Regions from separate parts of the Homo sapiens genome. Here region 2 is linked to region 1. Evidence: read pairs that join two places in POLR2A ChIA-PET (ENCODE). Cell type or tissue: OCI-LY7. All regions are shown on one strand. Links, peaks and the distances in the headings refer to the core of each region. The heading gives the core; the rest is flanking DNA.

Region 1 (7,945 bases), core at 3,637-6,136:
GCAAAATTTTGACTATTGTCGAATCAGATACAGGCATACAGGGGTTCTTTTTTATTAGTCTCTATTGTGTGTTTAAAATTTTCATTACAAATTTAAAAACTGAGATATCCACTTTTTCAAATGAAAATATACCTCCGTACTGCCAGGCGTGGTGGCTCACGCCTGTAATCCCAACACTTTGGGAGGCTGAGGAGGGCAGATCAAGAGGTCAAGAGACCGAGACCACCCTGGCCAACATGGTGAAACCCTGTCTCTACTAAAAATACAAAAATTAGTTGGGCATGGTGGCACGCACCTGTAGTCCCAGCTACTCGGGAGGCTGAGGCAGGAGAATCGCTTGAACCTGGGAGGCGGAGGTTGCAGTGAGCCAAGATCGTGCCACTGTACTCCAGCCTGGCAACAGAGCAAGACTCCATCACAAAAACAAACAAAAAAAAAAAGTAAAAGAAAATATACCTCTATATATACGTAATTTAGTTCCATGTCTGTTACATAAAATCTTAATCTATTTTCTTATTTAGAACAATTATTATTTAACTGAGCTTTTAAAAAAAATAAACTTGGCCAGGCACAGTGGCTCATGCCTGTAATCCCAGCACTTTGGGAAGCCAAGGCAGGTGGATCACTTGAGGTCAGGAGTTCGAGACCAGCCTGGCCAACATGGTGAAGCCCTGTCTCTACCAAAAATACAAAGACTAGCCGGGCGAGGTGACGCACACTTGTAATCCCAGCTACTTGGGAGGCTGAAGCAGAAGAATCGTTTGAGCCTGGGAGGTGGAGGCTGCAGTGAGCCGACACTGCACCACTGCACTCCAGCCTAGGGGACAGAACAAGACTCTGTCTCGAAAAAAAAAAAAAAAGAAGAAGAAATTCTAAAACAAAGATACTAAGAAATAAATTGGTTCAATGTTCTTGTTTTATCAGGCTAGAAAGGTAAAGGAATTCCTTAGCATCACAAAGCTGATAAAAATCAAAAAGGAATGCCAAAAACACTGCAGGTTTTCTATGTTCACAGGACCTATACACTGAATACCCAGAACAAGGGGAGTCCTCCTTATGTGTTCTAGGGGTCAGGGCATCACGTGGTGCTTGTAACACACTCCTTCTATTATTTATATTACTGAAAGCAATCACAGGATGGAATTCTCTCTGACACGGACATACATGGTAGCCATTGCGATGTCTCTTTCGGAAAGGCTGGGTTTAGTTGACTTAGGCGCAGCTGGTAATTCAATCTCAAATTTGGGCAGCTTCGACATAGTGCCAGCCTGTTTAGGGGGAAAATGTTTTAGGAAAAGCTTATTAAACCCCTTCAATGTTTCATCATTCCCTGTGTAAAACCAACAAGGATAAACACAGACTTCGTCTTTGGATCCTTTCCACCGTCCCCCATGTCCTCTCACAGCCTGTCTGCCCAGCATAGAATGAATGGCTCCAGGAGCTGACGGGTATACAGAGTGCCCTCTAGTGGTCAGAGCGGTGACGTTACGGCTAGAGGAACCTGTCCCTAACGTGCCTGACACATTAGGATGCTACAGGAACAGGGGACAACTGGGGAAAGGTGTTTTTTTCAGGGGAGGCTTCCTCTTACCCTAAAGTGAAAAGGCTGCAGGACATTCTCCAGGACCGTGGTAGACAGCAAGATCACGGCGCTCTCGGGGCAGTACATGTACCAATTCACATTGAGATTGTGGCTCTTCAAGAGTTTCAGACTCCGTTTCTCTGGTAATACCTGAAGCAGAGTTTAAGAAACAGGATCTTCATTTAAAAAACGGCAAACTAATCCCAGCACTTTGGGAGGCTAAGGTGGGCGGATCACCTGAGGTCAGGAGTTCGAGACCAGCCTGGACAAAATGGTAAAACCCCATCTCTACTAAAAATACAAAAATTAGCCAGGCGTGGTGGCACATGCCTGTAATTCCAGCTACTCAGAAGGCTGAGGCACAAGAATTGCTTGAATGAACCCAGGAGGCAGAGGTTGCAGTGAGTCAAGATTGCACCATCACACTCCAGCGTGAGTGACAGAGCGAGATTCAGTCTCAATTAATAAATAAATCAATAACAGCAAACTGTCAGAAGATCCTTACAGTGCGCTCTGAGAATAAAAAGCAGAAGAAACCCACTAAGTGAAATGAACATTCTCACTTGTACTTATTACAGCTACTACTTAACCAGCCCTATGCTTGGTGCTTTACAGAGCCTCCTAACTCATTTACTCTTTGCCACGACTGAGAGGCAGGCATCACTGGCCCTATTAGCCAGATGAGAAACAAGGCTCCAAGAGTGGATTAGGGAACCTGCCCCTTAACAAAGCAATTATAGCCTGGGTAGGCTGTTTCCCTCCAAAATCCTTATCTGTGCCTCCACATGCCTGGGCATGTGGAGCACATGGATACACCTAAGAGCAATTTACAACAAATTTCTCCTCATCCAGGAAACGGCCAAAAGAAACTGACACCTCCAGGACCCCATGTGTTAACTCGGCCACCTCCCAGACCATGGCAGATCTGCCTTCTGCTTGGCCTCCACCTCGACTCCAGTCTACACTGGGCCTGGGAGGAGCTCCCTTCTTCTAGCAGATGTGTTCATAAGACTCCATACAAATGCAGTACTTTATAATCCAGGCACATTTTCAATGTACCCTAAATATTCCGATATTACAGAACACTGTACAGAGCCCCCAAGACATTAATGCTCATGGTACACTGCACTGAAGAACTGCTGCGCAAGTCAGGGGCAGGAGCCGTAAGCTTCTTAAGAACTATAATAATTAGGATGTGCTAGAGTCTTCTTTCTTTTTAACTTTTTTCTTGAAGATCTGAAGCCATCTAGGTAACCTTAAGGTATACTTTCCCACTGCAGAGAACAGAAAGACAGACTTTTAAATGATTACCATAGGGAACTCCCCCAGAAAGCAAGCCATCCTTCCCATGCAATCACATGTACAAAATTCTATTTCTGTGTGTATGGAATTTGTCTAAAGTTTGTTTAAAGTTCTCCTATTGGTCATTACAAATTTTTTTTTTTTTTGAGACGGAGTTTCACTCTTGTTGCCCAGGCTGGAGTGCAGTGGCACAATCTCGGCTCACCGCAACCTCCACCTCCCACGTTCAAGGGATTCTTCTGCCTCAGCCTCCCAAGTAACTGGGATTATAGGCGCCCACCACCACACCCAGCTAATTTTTGTATTTTTATTTTGAGACAGTAGAGACGGCACTTAGTAAAGATGGAGTTTAATAGAGACGGGGTTTCGCCATGGCGGCCAGGCTGGTCTCGAACTCCTGACCTCAGATGATCGCCCACCTCGGCCTCCCAAAGTGCTAGGATTACAGGCATGAGCCACCGTGCCCAGCCAGTCATTACTAAGATTTCGATGATGGCCTTACAGCAAAGCACCATGGCATTAACACACAGGTGTATTTTCTCTAACCATACATTCTAAATTATATGACTTTCATTAGGTCAACAAAATTAAAACCTGAAAGAACTCTTAACACCCTCTAAATTAGTTCCCCTTAGAGATCTCAGAAGCATGCTTAATAGGTCAGGAAGCTGGAACAGATGAAAAGAAACAGGCAGGTACATCAAAGGACACAATCCACAGAGTGGAAAGGCAACCTCCGGATTCGGAGAAAATACTTGCAAATTGTATCTCTAAGAAGGTGTTAATATCAGAATATATAAAGAACTACAATTCAACAAATAATAGTAATTTGATTTTAAAAATAGGCACAATGACCCGAATTAGTCATTTCTCCAAAGATGATACACAAAGTGGCCAAAACACACACACAAAAGTGCTCAACATCACTAATCAACAAAGAGCGCAAATCAAAACCACAATTAAGATGGCTAGTATCAAAAACAAAACAAAACAAAACAGCAAGTGTTGGTGAGGATATGGAGAAACTGGGACCCTTGTACACTTGGAGGGATTGCAAAATGGTGTAACTGCTATGGAAAACAGTATAGCGGTTCCCTAAAATATTCAGAAACAGAACTACCATCTGCTCCAGCAATCTCACTCTGGGTATAAATCTAAAAGAACTGAAAACGGGATCTTGAAGCGGTATCTGCATACCTGTATTGACAGCAGCACTATTCACAATGGCCAAGAGGCAGAAGCAACCCAAATGTCCCTCAACAGATGAATGGATAAGCAAAATGTGGTGTATACGCTCAGTGCGGTATTATCAGTCTTAAAAAGGAAACCCTATCACATGCTATGGCATGGGGGAACCTGTAGGAAATTATGGTAGATGAAATAAGCCAGTCACAAAGGGACAAATACTGTATAATTTCACTTATATGAAGTATAAAAGGTAATCAAATTCGGCCGGACACAGTGGCTCACGCCTGTAATCCCAGCACTTTGGGAGGCTGAGGTGAGTGGATCACCTGAAGTCAGGAGTTCAAGACCAGCTTGGCCAACATGGTGAAATCCCATCTCTACCAAAAATACAAAAATTAGCCAGGCGTGGTGGCGCACACCTGTAATCCCAGCTATTCAGGAAGCTGAGACAGGAGAATCGCCTGAACCCAGGAGACAGAGGTTGCAGTGAGCTGAGATCACGCCACTGCACTCCAGCCTGGGCAACAGAGCAAGACTCCATCTTAAAAAAAAAGGAGTCAAATTCATAGAAACAGAAAGTAAAATAGAGATTGCTGGGGCTGCAGGGAAGGGATAAGGGGAGTTGTTTACTGGATAGTTTTGGTTTCACAAGATGAAAAAAGTTCTGGAGCTATTTCATAACAATGTGAATGAATATACTTAACACTACTGAACTGAACACTTAAAAACAGTTAAGATAATAAATGTTGTATGTTTTTTTACCACAGTAAAAAAAATATTTTTGACCACACACAGTGGCTCATGCCCATAAATCCCAGCACTCTGGGAGGCCAAGGCAGAAGAATGGCTTGAACCTAGGAGTTCAAGACCAGTCTAGGCAACACAGCAAGACCTCATCTCTACAAAAAAAAAAAAAGGAAAAAAAAATTAAGTTGGGCGTGCTGGCACACACCTGTAGTTCCAGCTACTCAGGAAGCTGAGGTGGGAGGACTACGTGAGGCTAGGAGGTCGAGGCTGCAGTGAGCCGTGATTGTGCCACTGTACTCCAGCCTGGGTGACAGAGATCCTGTCTCAAAATAATTATTACAAAATAAAAAAATTTTAAGAGGAAGTTAACAAAATACAAATGGACAATATACAAATGAAAAGATGCTTACTTCCCTAGTAATGTAAAATGCAAATTAAAATGTCTTTCGGCCAGGCATGGTGGCTCACGCCTGTAATCCCAGCACTTTAGGGGGCCGAGATAGGTGGATTATTTGAGGCCAGGGGTTCAAGACCAGCCTGGCCAACATGGTGAAACCCCACCTCTTCTAAAAATACAAAAATTAGCCAGGCGTGGTGCTGGGCGCCTGTAGACCCAGCTACTTGGGAGGCTGAGGCAGGAGAATTGCTTGAACCCAGGAGGTGGAGGTTGCCGTGAGCCGAGATCGCACCATTGCACTCCAGCCTGGGCGACGGAGTGAGACTCTGTCTCAGAAAAAAAAAAAAAAAAAAAAGTCTTTCTACCTCTCAGGTTGGCAAATGTCTATAGACTGATAATATCCAGTCCTCCTAAAGGTATGAAAAGCAGAAGTTCCTATATTGCTAGTGAAAATACACATGTCTAGAAGAAATTTGGCGATACTGGTTCAGCTTTTCAGATGTTCGTACCTATACTGCAACTCTCCCTCTAATATAAAGAAGTGTGTACAAGCATGTTACTGAAGGGTTATTTGTAATCACAAAAAAATGGAAAACCAGCCAATGTCCAATAACAAGAAAATTTTTAAACTGCAGTCCATCCATACAGTGGAATACTACCCAGTCAGAATAAAATATAGAAAGATGTCCAAGATACACTTTGGACAAAAAAAAAAAAAGCTAGCTGCAAAAGTTTATATACAACATTCCCCTTTTTGTTAAAAAGAAGTTTGTATTTATTTTTAAAAATAGAGGAATATGCACCAAACTGTTCATAATAATTATTTATCGGGATTATAGGGAACATTTGCTTTCCATATTACATATCTTGCAATGTTTGAATGTTTTTTGTTTTAACTTTTAGGTTCAGGGATAGATGTGAAGGTTTGTTACATACGTAAACTCATGTCACGGGGTTTGTGGTACAGATTATTTCATCACCCAGGTATTAAGTCCAGTACCCAATAGTTATCTTTTCTGCTCCTCTCCCTCCTCCCACCCTCCCCTGCTCAAGTAGCCCCCCGTGTCTGTTGTTTCCTTCTTTGCATTCATAACTTACATTTAGCTCCCACTTAGAAGTGAGATCATGTGGTATTTGGTTTTCTGTTCCTGTGTTAGTTTGCTAAGGATGATGGCCTCCAGCTCCATCCATGTTCCCACAAAAGACATGATCTTGTTCATTTTTATGGCTGCATAGTATTCCATGGTATATATGTACCACATTTTCTTTATCCAATCTGTCACTGATGGGCATTTAGGATGATTCCATGTCTTTGCCATTGTGAACAGTGCTGCAATGAACATTCACGTGCATGTGCCTTTATGGTAGAATAATTTATATTCCTCTGCATATTACACCCAGTAATGGGGCTGCTAGGTCAAACAGTAGTTCTGCTTTTAGCTCTCTGAGGAATCGCCATACTGTTTTCCACAAAGGTTGAACTAATTTACACTCCCAGCAATAGTGCATAAGGGTTCCCTTTTCTCCACAACCTTGCCAGTATCTGTTATTCTTTGACTTTTTTATAATGGCTATGCTGACTAGTGTGAGATAGTTTCTCATTGTGGTTTTGATTTGCATTTCTCTAATGATCAGTGATGTTGAGCTCTTTTATGTTTGTTGGTCGCATGTGTGTCTTCTTTTAAAAAGTGTCTGCTCATGTCCTTTGCCCACTTTTTTTTTTTTGAGACGGAGTCTCGCTCTGTTGCCCAGGCTGGAGTGCAGTGGCACCATCTCAGCTCACTACAAGCTCCGCCTTCCAGGTTCAAGCAATTCCCTGGCCTCAGCCTCCCTAGTAGCTGGGATTACAGGTGCCTGCCACCAACCTGGCTAATTTTTGTATTTTTAATAGAGACAGGGTTTCGTCATGTTGGCCATGCTGGTCTCGAACTCCTGACCTCAGGTGATCTGCCCACCTCGGTCTCCCAAAGTGCTGGGATTACAGGTGTGAGCCACTGTACCTGGCCTTTGCCCACTTTTTAATGTTGTTGTGTTTTTGTTTTTTTTTTTGAGATGGGGTCTCACTGTCATCCAGGCTGGAGTGCAGTGCTGTGATCTTGGCTCACTGCAACCTCCTGCCTCCCAGGCTCAAGCAATCCTCCCACTTCAGCCTCCCAAGTAGCTGGGACTACAGGCGCACACCACCATGCCTGACTAACATTTTGTATTTTTTATAGAGATGGGATTTCATCATGTTGGCCTGGCTGGTCTCAGACTCCTGGACTCAAGCCATCCACCCACCTTGGCCTTCCAAAGAGCTGGAATTACAGGCATGGGCCACCAAGCCCTTTTTCTTTTCTTTTTTTTTTTTTTAATTTATTACTTGCAATTATAAAAAAAAAAAAAAAGAATAAAATCCCCAGCAAGAGACTAAAGCTGAGTGGCCAAGGCAGGAGTTGAGGTTAGGAGTTTGACACCAGCCTGGGCAACATAGCAAGACTTCGTCTCTACAAAAAAGTTTAAAAATTAGCCAGGGCCGGGCGCAGTGGCTCACGCCTGTAATCCCAGCACTTTGGGAGGCCGAGGCGGGTGGATCACCTGAGGTCGGGAGTTCGAGACCAGTCTCAACATGGAGAAATCCCGTCTCTACTAAAAATACAAAATTACCCGGGCATGGTGATGCATGCCTGTAATCCCATCTACTCACGAGGCTGAGACAGGAGAATCGCTTGAACCTGGGAGGCGGAGGT
Region 2 (7,945 bases), core at 2,954-5,453, 90 kb after region 1:
GTCAGATGGGTAGATTGTAAAAATTTTCTCCCATTCTGTGGGTTGCCTGTTCACTCTGATGGTAGGTTCTTTTGCTGTGCAGAAGCTCTTTAGTTTAATCAGATCCCATTTGTCAATTTTGGCTTTTGCTGCCATTGCTTGTGGTGTTTTAGTCATGAAGTCCTTGCCCATGCCTATGTCCTGAATGGTATTGCCTAGGTTTTCTTCTAGGGTTTCTGTGGTTTTAGGTCTAACATTTAAGTCTTTAATCCATCTTGAATTAATTTTTGTATAAGTTGTAAGGAAGGGATCCAGTTTCAGTTTTCTACATATGGCTAGCCAGTTTTCCCAGCACCATTTATTAAATAGGGAATCCTTTCCCCATTTCTTGTTTTTGTCAGGTTTGTCAAAGATCAAATGGTTGTAGATGTGTGGTATTATTTCTGGGGGCTCTGTTCTGTTCCATTGGTCTATATATCTGTTTTTGTACAAGTACCATGCTGTTTTGGTTACTGTAGCCTTGTAGTATAGTTTGAAGTCAGGTAGCATGATGCCTCCAGCTTTGTTCTTTTTGCTTAGGATTGTCTTGGCAATGTGGGATCTTTTTTGGTTCCATATGAACTTTAAAGTAGTTTTTTCCAATTCTGTGAAGAAAGTCATTGGTAGCTTGATGGGGATGGCATTGAATCTATAAATTACCTTGGGCTGTATGGCCATTTTCACGACATTGATTCTTCCTATCCATGAGCGTGGAATATTCTTCCATTTGTTTGTGTTCTCTTCTATTTTGTTGAGCAGTGGTTTGTAGTTCTCCTTGGAGAGGTCCTTCACATCCCTTGTAAGTTGGATTCCTAGGTATTTTATTCTCTTTGAAGCAATTGTGAATGGGAATTCACTCATGATTTGGCTCTCTTTTTGTCTGTTATTGGTGTATAGGAATTTAATAAATTCTTTATATTTTAAGGAGCTCAACCTGTTGTCCATCATGTTTTTGGAAATAATTTTTGCAATTTGTTCTTTGCCTTTTAATTTGTTTATAATTATTTTGATTATTTAAATATTTTTTATGTGGTCAAATATATTGATTGTTTCTTTCATGATTGCTTCCATTGCTTTTATGTTTTTTTCTTCTCCATCATAAAACCATTTAGATATTCACCTATATTTCATTAAAGCTTTATTCAAGTTTTAATCCTTGTCAGTTTAATTTAGTGTATGGTGCAATGTGAGGAAATTGTCCCTTCCCCAGTAGTTAACTAATTTATACTGGCCTCATTTATTCTATAATCCTTCCTTTTGCCTTATGCCCAAAGGCATAATCATCATTTAGATATTCACCTGTATTTCCTTAAAGCTTTATTCAAGCTTTAATTGTTGTCAGTTTAATTTAGTGTATGGTGCAATGTAAGGAAATTGTCCCTTCCCCAGTAGTTAACTAATTTATACTAGCCTCATTTATTGTATAATCCTTCCTTTGGCCTTATGTCCAAAGGTATAATAATCTGTATATGATTGTTAATATCATATACAGACTGTCCCAACTTAACGACGGTTGGACTTACAATTGTTTGACTGTACAATGGTGTGAAAGCAATATGCTTTCAGTAGAAACCATACTTCAGCTTTTGAGTTTTGCTCTTTCCCAGGCAGATATGCCCTACAATACTCTCTCCTGATGCTGGGCAGTAGCAGCAAGTGGTGAGCTGCAGCTCTCAGCCAGCCACACTAATATAAATGTTCTGAACATGTTTGTGGTAGGCGAGGCCAAGCTCTGGTGTTCAGTAGGTTATGTGTATTCAATGCTCTTTCAGTTATGACATTTTCAATGTATGATCAATTTGTTGGGATATAACCCCATTCTAAGTTGAAGAGCATCTGTATAAAGTCATTTTTTTGGCTGGGCACAGTGGCTCACACCTGTAATCTCAGCACTTTGGGAGGCCAAGGTGGGAGGATCTCTTGAGGCCAGGAGTTTGAGACCAGCTTGGCCAACATCATGAAACCCTGTCTCTACTAAAAATACAAAAATTAGCCAGGTGTGATGGTGAGCACCTGTAGTCCCTACTACTTGGGAGGCTGAAACACGCAAATTGCTTGAACCCAGGAAGTGGAGGTTGCAATGAACTGAGATCATGCCACTGCACTCCAATCTGGGCAACAGTGCGAGACTGTCCCAAAAATAAAAGATAAAAAATAATAAAGTCATTTTTCTAGGGTCTCTTTTTGGGTAAGTATTTGTCAATTTTGATGTTAAGGGACTAGTGCTGAATTGTTTTAATTATTAAACCATTTAAATATGTAGTAGAGCAAGCCATCCCTCATTCTTCTTTTAAAAAAATGTTTATTATATTATCACCACTTTGTTATTTCAGGTGAACTTTAAAATACTTTGTCAAGCTCCTCCCTAATATTTCATAGCAAACGTGTTTGTTTGTTTTTGTAGAGGCAGGCTCCCTCTCTGTCACCCAGGCTGGAGTACAGTGGCATGTACTCCATAGCTCTCTGCAGCTTTGAACTCCTGGCCTCAAGCGATCCTCCCAGGATTACAGGTGTGAGCCACTGTGCCCAGCCTCATAGCAAAAGTTTTAAAGTGTCTTCTGTGATTACGGGTATTTTAGTCAATAAAGCTGGGATACTGGTTTCTCTCTTACAGAGTAGCAAGCGTTTTTTTGGTTCTGGTTGTCTTTCCACATCTCTAAAGGTAGAGGGACTTAGCGAATGTGCATAGGAAAGGGTAATCTCTACGCTTGGATTGCCATTCTTTTCCCTGTCCTTGGTTGGATGAGACAGACTGAATGCACCTCCCCCATAGAATGTAAGATCTACAAAGGCAGGAATTTTGACTTACCCATTTTGTCACTGGAGTATTCCAAGTGCCTAGAACAATGCTTGGTGTCTGGTAGGGCAGAGTAACGTATTCTGCAGATGCCTGGGGTACATCAGTGAAGGAAACAGATCCCTGCCCTCATGGAGCTTGCTTTTTAAATTCCATCTGTTGCTTAAATTCACCTGCAGTGAATGGTTACCCTCCATTTAACTGCACAACTCAGAACCTGGGAGTGATTCTTGTTTCCTTTGTCTCCTTCATCTTCAACATCCAGTTAGCCACCAGGGCCTCCTAGACATCTTCAGCATCTGTCCACTTTCTTCATCCATCTTGCCCCTTTCTGGGCCATTGTCATCTCTCCAATTACTATAAAAACTCCTAACTTACTTCTTTACCCCTAGTCTTGCTTCTCTCAGTAACATTCCCTCCCTTGTAAAGAGAGGGAGCTTCCCCAAATGTAAATGCGACGTGTCACTCCCATGCCTGGAACCCTTCAGTGAGTCCCCAGTTTGAAGTCCCAGCTCCTTATGATTGACGTGGTCCTTCAGGATCAGCCCCTTCTCTCTAGGGTCAGCCCTTGCTGCCCCCTCTCCAGTGCTCCGGTGCTGGGGTCCAGACCAAATGAACTTCTCCAAGAAGCTTTGAATCAAGCCATTGTTGTTCTCACTTCTGGGCCTTTGTCCCTTCTGGGTCTTCTGCTTTGAACACACTTTGGGTTTTTGCTCAAATTTATTTTCTCTAGGAAGTCTTACCCACTCACTAGACTAGGTTAGTTGCCCTCAGTAGAGTGGCTTATAGTACCTGGTACACTTCCTTTTAGGGCTTCACACAGTTTCTTGTAATTATTGATTAATTACCTTACTTTCACTAGACCGGGGTTTCTCAACCTTGGAATGACATTCCAGCCACTGACATATTGAGTTGGATAATTCTTTGCAGCGGGGACTGCCCTGCACATTGTAGGATGTTCAGCAGCATCCCTGGCTTCTACTGGCTAGATTCCAGTGGCATACCTTCCGCTCCTCTCCCCCGGTTGTAACAACCAAACATTTCTCTAGACACTGCCAAATGCCCCCTGGAGGGGAAGATTGCCTGGTTGAGAATCACTGTACTGGACCAAACTGTTTGAAGGCAGGACCCACATTTGGTGTGTTCTGCTTGGCTGGGTCAGTGAAACTTCACACAGGATATGTGCAAACTGGGTGTTATAGGCTGAGCAGGTGTTCACTACAGACAAAGAGATGGGAAGAACATTATGGGGCAAGAGGATGGCACAACCAGACTCCTAGAAGTATGACATGGCCTGGCATGTTCCCAAGGCTGTGGGCCATCTGCTGTGGCTGGAATGTGGCTGCACATAGCAGACAGACAGGAGCTGACCGTGGAGAGGGGCGGGTGCAAGTCCCGAAGGACTTTATGTGTCACACCCAAGTGACTTGTCCTTTAGGCCAGAGTTCTCAACTGTAGTGTCGCAACACATGGGTGGGTTGTGGTCATAGTCACTTCTGAGGTGTGGTGTCTCAAGTCATTTATCATGAAAAACAGGGTTTTGACATTTATGAATGACTCAAGTAAAATGAAAAAGCAATTAGAGCAAGCAGCTGTCCCTCTCACTCATTTGGCATTCTGATGTGCTTTCTGCATTGGGGGGGGGAGGGGTGTTTGTGACCTGTGCTGCCCCTGCACTGTGCATGCTGGGGGCTGTGTGTCTCAGGTGAGCTTCATGACCCCGAATGTGTTGTTGACAGAAAAGAGGCTGAGGGTTGCTGCCTGTGGCAGCAGGAAGAATCATCTGTTTTTAAAACAAGCGAGTAGCTCAATTAAATTTGCATTTTAGGACAAACGCTTTGACTGCAAAGTAAAGAATGGATGGGGGGCAACCTTGGAGAGAGGGGGACCAGTTAAGGGACTAATGCTGTGAGCCAGGCATGAGATGATGAGAGCCTGAATTGAGACAGAGGCAGGAGGGTTGGTGGGGAAGACTTCAGATTTGAATGCTGTTATGGGGATAAATAAAATCAATAGGATATTGTGCTTAGACGAGGGAGGTGAAGGCCAAAGAGGTGAGGTGGAATGCCACCTAAGTTTCTGGTTTGGCTGATTGGGGATAGGGAGGATGATTTGAGGGAGAGGTTCGGGGTAATGATTTAGGCATGTTATCACTGGGAGCTTGGTAGGGAGGATGGGAGGGGGCTGAGGGTTGAAACGGTATCTATTGGGCACAAGGTATACTATTCAGTTGATGGACACTGGAAGCCCAAACCTCACCATTACTCACTATATCCATGTAACAAACCAGCATATATACCCCCAAATCTATGAATAAAAACAATAATAATAATCATTGAGAGCTTGTGGGAGATATTGTGGGAGATATTGTGGCAGTATCCAAGTGAGAACGGGGATTTGGGAATCATCAATGTAGAGGCAGTGGGAGAAGCAGTGGCTATGAGTGAGGCTGTTCAGGAAAAGTCTAGAATAAGAGGAGAAGAGGCCAGGCATGGTGGCTCAAGCCTATAATGCCAGCACTTTGGGAGGCCAAGGCAGGAGGATCATGAGGTCAGGAGATTGAGACCACCCTGGCTAACAGGGTAAAACCCTGTCTCTACTAAAAATACAAAAAAATTAGCCAGGCATGGTGGCACGCACCTGTAATCCCAGCTACTCAGGAGGCAGAGGCAGGAGAATCGCTTGAACCTGGGATGCGGAGGTTGCAGTGAGCCGAGATTGCAACATTGCACTCCAGCCTGGGCGACGGAGCGAAACTCCGTCTCAAAAAAAAAAAAAAAAAAAAGAGGAGAAGAATGTCAATGTCAGTACTTGCTGGACAGCTGGACTCAAGGAAATAGTAGAGATTGAGAAGGAAAGGTCTGAGAAATGGGATAATTGGGAGAGAGTAGGAGAAAAGAGTAGTAAATAGAGTTGAACTTGTCTCTTTGTGTCAGTCAGCAGATCTGCTGGGGCTGGATGGTGTTGGAGACTGTAGCACTCTATGAAATTCACATTGCCCCTTGTCCTTTCCAGGTGGCAGACGCTCATTGGTGGACTTTTGCTTCATGTGTCCTGGAAACTGGGCTGGGTAGAGATCAACAGCAGTTCAAGGTATAACCTCTCTATGCTGGACTCATGCATGATTCACACTCTGCTTGCTTTTGATATTATATAATTTCATATGGTGTTACACTGGAAGCACAGAGGTTTATTTATTTACTTATTTATTTATTTTTGAGACAGAGTCTCACTGTCTCCCAGGCTAGGGTGCAGTGGCATGATCTTGGCTCGCTGCAACCTCTGCTTCCCAGGTTCAAGCAATTCTCATGCCTCAGCCTCCTAAGTAGCTGGGATTACAGGCGTACACCACCATGCCCGGCTAATTTTTGTATTTTTAGTAGAGACGGGGTTTCACCATGTTGGCCAGGCTGGTCTCGAACTCCTGACCTCAAGTGATCCACCTGCCTTGACCTCCCAAAATGCTAGGATTACAGGCGTGAGCCACCATGCCCAGCCAAAACAGAGGTTTGTTTGATTTGTTTGATCTCTTAGTTCCCTTCTAACCGTGAGGTTTAGTGATTTTATTTTCAGATAAAATTCAAATAGTATTTTCCTGGGTAATAATGCCACTAATATAGTATTAACTGATACATTGATGTAGTGTGGGGAAAAAAGTTAATTGAGATATATATTTTATAATGTCAAATTAATTTTGCTTTGTTTTAGATCATAGGATATGATGAATGAAATTATATTAGCTTAAAATTTTTTTTTAGTAAATTTCTTATTTTAAATTATTTCTGGCTGGGCATGGTGGCTCATGCCTGTAATCCCAGCACTTTGGGAAACCAAGGCAGGAAGATCACTTGAACCCAAGAGTTTGAGACCAGCCTGGACAACATAGGGAGACCCCACCTCTACAAAAATAATAAGAAAAATATTAGCCAGGTGTGGTGCATGCCTGTGTTTCCTGCTACTTGGGAGACTGAGGTGGGAGGATCACCTCAGCCTGGGAGGTCAAGGCTGCAGTTTGCTGTGATTGCACCACAGCACTCTAGCCTGAGACACAGCAGAGACCCTGCCTCAAAAAAAATTCCTACCTATAGAAAAGTTAGAATAATACAATGAACTCCCCTACCCATTACTCAGATTTCATTATTATTATTATTATTTTGAGATGGAGTTTCGCTCTTGTTGCCCAGGCTGGAGTGCAATGGCGCAATCTCAGGTCACTGCAACTTCTGCCTCCTGGGTTCAAGCAATTCTCCTGCCTCAGCCTCTTGAGTAGCTGGGATTACAGGCATGCGCCACCACGCCTGGCTAATTTTGTATTTTTAGTAGAGACGGGGTTTCTCCGTGTTGGTCAGGCTGGTCTTGAACTCCCGACCTCAGGTGATCCATCCACCTTGGCCTCCCAAAGTGCTGGGATTACAGGCATGAACCACTGTGCCCGGCGATTCCCTTATTTTACCATGCTTTCCCTATCATTTTGTCTTGATGTACTGTACATGTATATATGTATATATGTATATGCATACATACGTATATAAATATATAAACTTTTTTTCCCTGAACTTTTTGAAAGTAAGTTGTAGATTTGACAGGAAATGTCTCTTTTCTTTACTTCTGAATTCTTTAGGGTGTATTTCCTAAGAGCAAGGACATTTTCTTAGAGGACTGCAGTAAAATTATCAAAATCTGGAGATATTAACATTGATACAATACTGTTATCTCATTTAAAGACCGTATTTTGCCAGTTATCTCGATGGTATGCTTTGTAGCCCTCTACTCCAAAATTCTAGTACGAGGTCCAATCCAGATCACACATTACATTAGTTGTTATGATTCTATTAAAACAGCCTTTTAAATATGTTTAAAAGAAATTTAGGCCAGGCACAGTGCTCATGCCTGTTATCCCAGCACTTTGGGAGGCCGAGACAGGTGGATCACTTGAGGTCAGGAGTTCGAGACCAGCCTGACCAATATGGTGAAACCCTGTCTCTACTAAAAATACACAATTAGCTGGGCGTGGTGGCACATACCTGTAATCCCAGCTACTTGAAAGGCTGAGGCAGGAGAATCGCTTGAACCCAGGAGGCGGAGGTTGCAGTGAGCCAAGATTGCGCCACTGCACTCCAGCCTGGGTTG

What was found. Peaks named below come from ENCODE experiments on the same cell type or tissue, not always from the same donor. Only the 100,000 strongest peaks of a DNase experiment are listed, where the experiment ranks them.
Region 2: POLR2A ChIA-PET joins it to region 1 with 6 read pairs; 3 of 35 experiments call an interaction of 5 or more read pairs at or near these places.

Annotation. Positions count from the first base shown.
Region 1 is chr18:23,509,643-23,517,587 of GRCh38, reverse strand. RMC1 (regulator of MON1-CCZ1) reads right to left here. Exons shown (of 20, transcript NM_013326.5): 6 at 1,592-1,732; 7 at 1,165-1,268. It also overlaps a transcript of NPC1 not described here. Among named protein-coding and RNA genes, the nearest start is that of RMC1, 10 kb to the right of the region's middle. In OCI-LY7, for the core only: no CTCF peak of the experiment used is centred there; no DNase peak of the experiment used is centred there.
Region 2 is chr18:23,419,330-23,427,274 of GRCh38, reverse strand. It overlaps SLC35D4 (solute carrier family 35 member D4), which reads left to right. Exons shown (of 15, transcript NM_032933.6): 3 at 5,831-5,908. Among named protein-coding and RNA genes, the nearest start is that of SLC35D4, 15 kb to the left of the region's middle. RefSeq lists an enhancer at 4,074-4,213. In OCI-LY7, for the core only: a CTCF peak has its summit at 3,895 (motif pointing left); DNase peaks (open chromatin) are centred at 3,984 and 4,304; H3K4me3 peaks cover 1,813 bases; H3K27ac peaks cover 2,462 bases.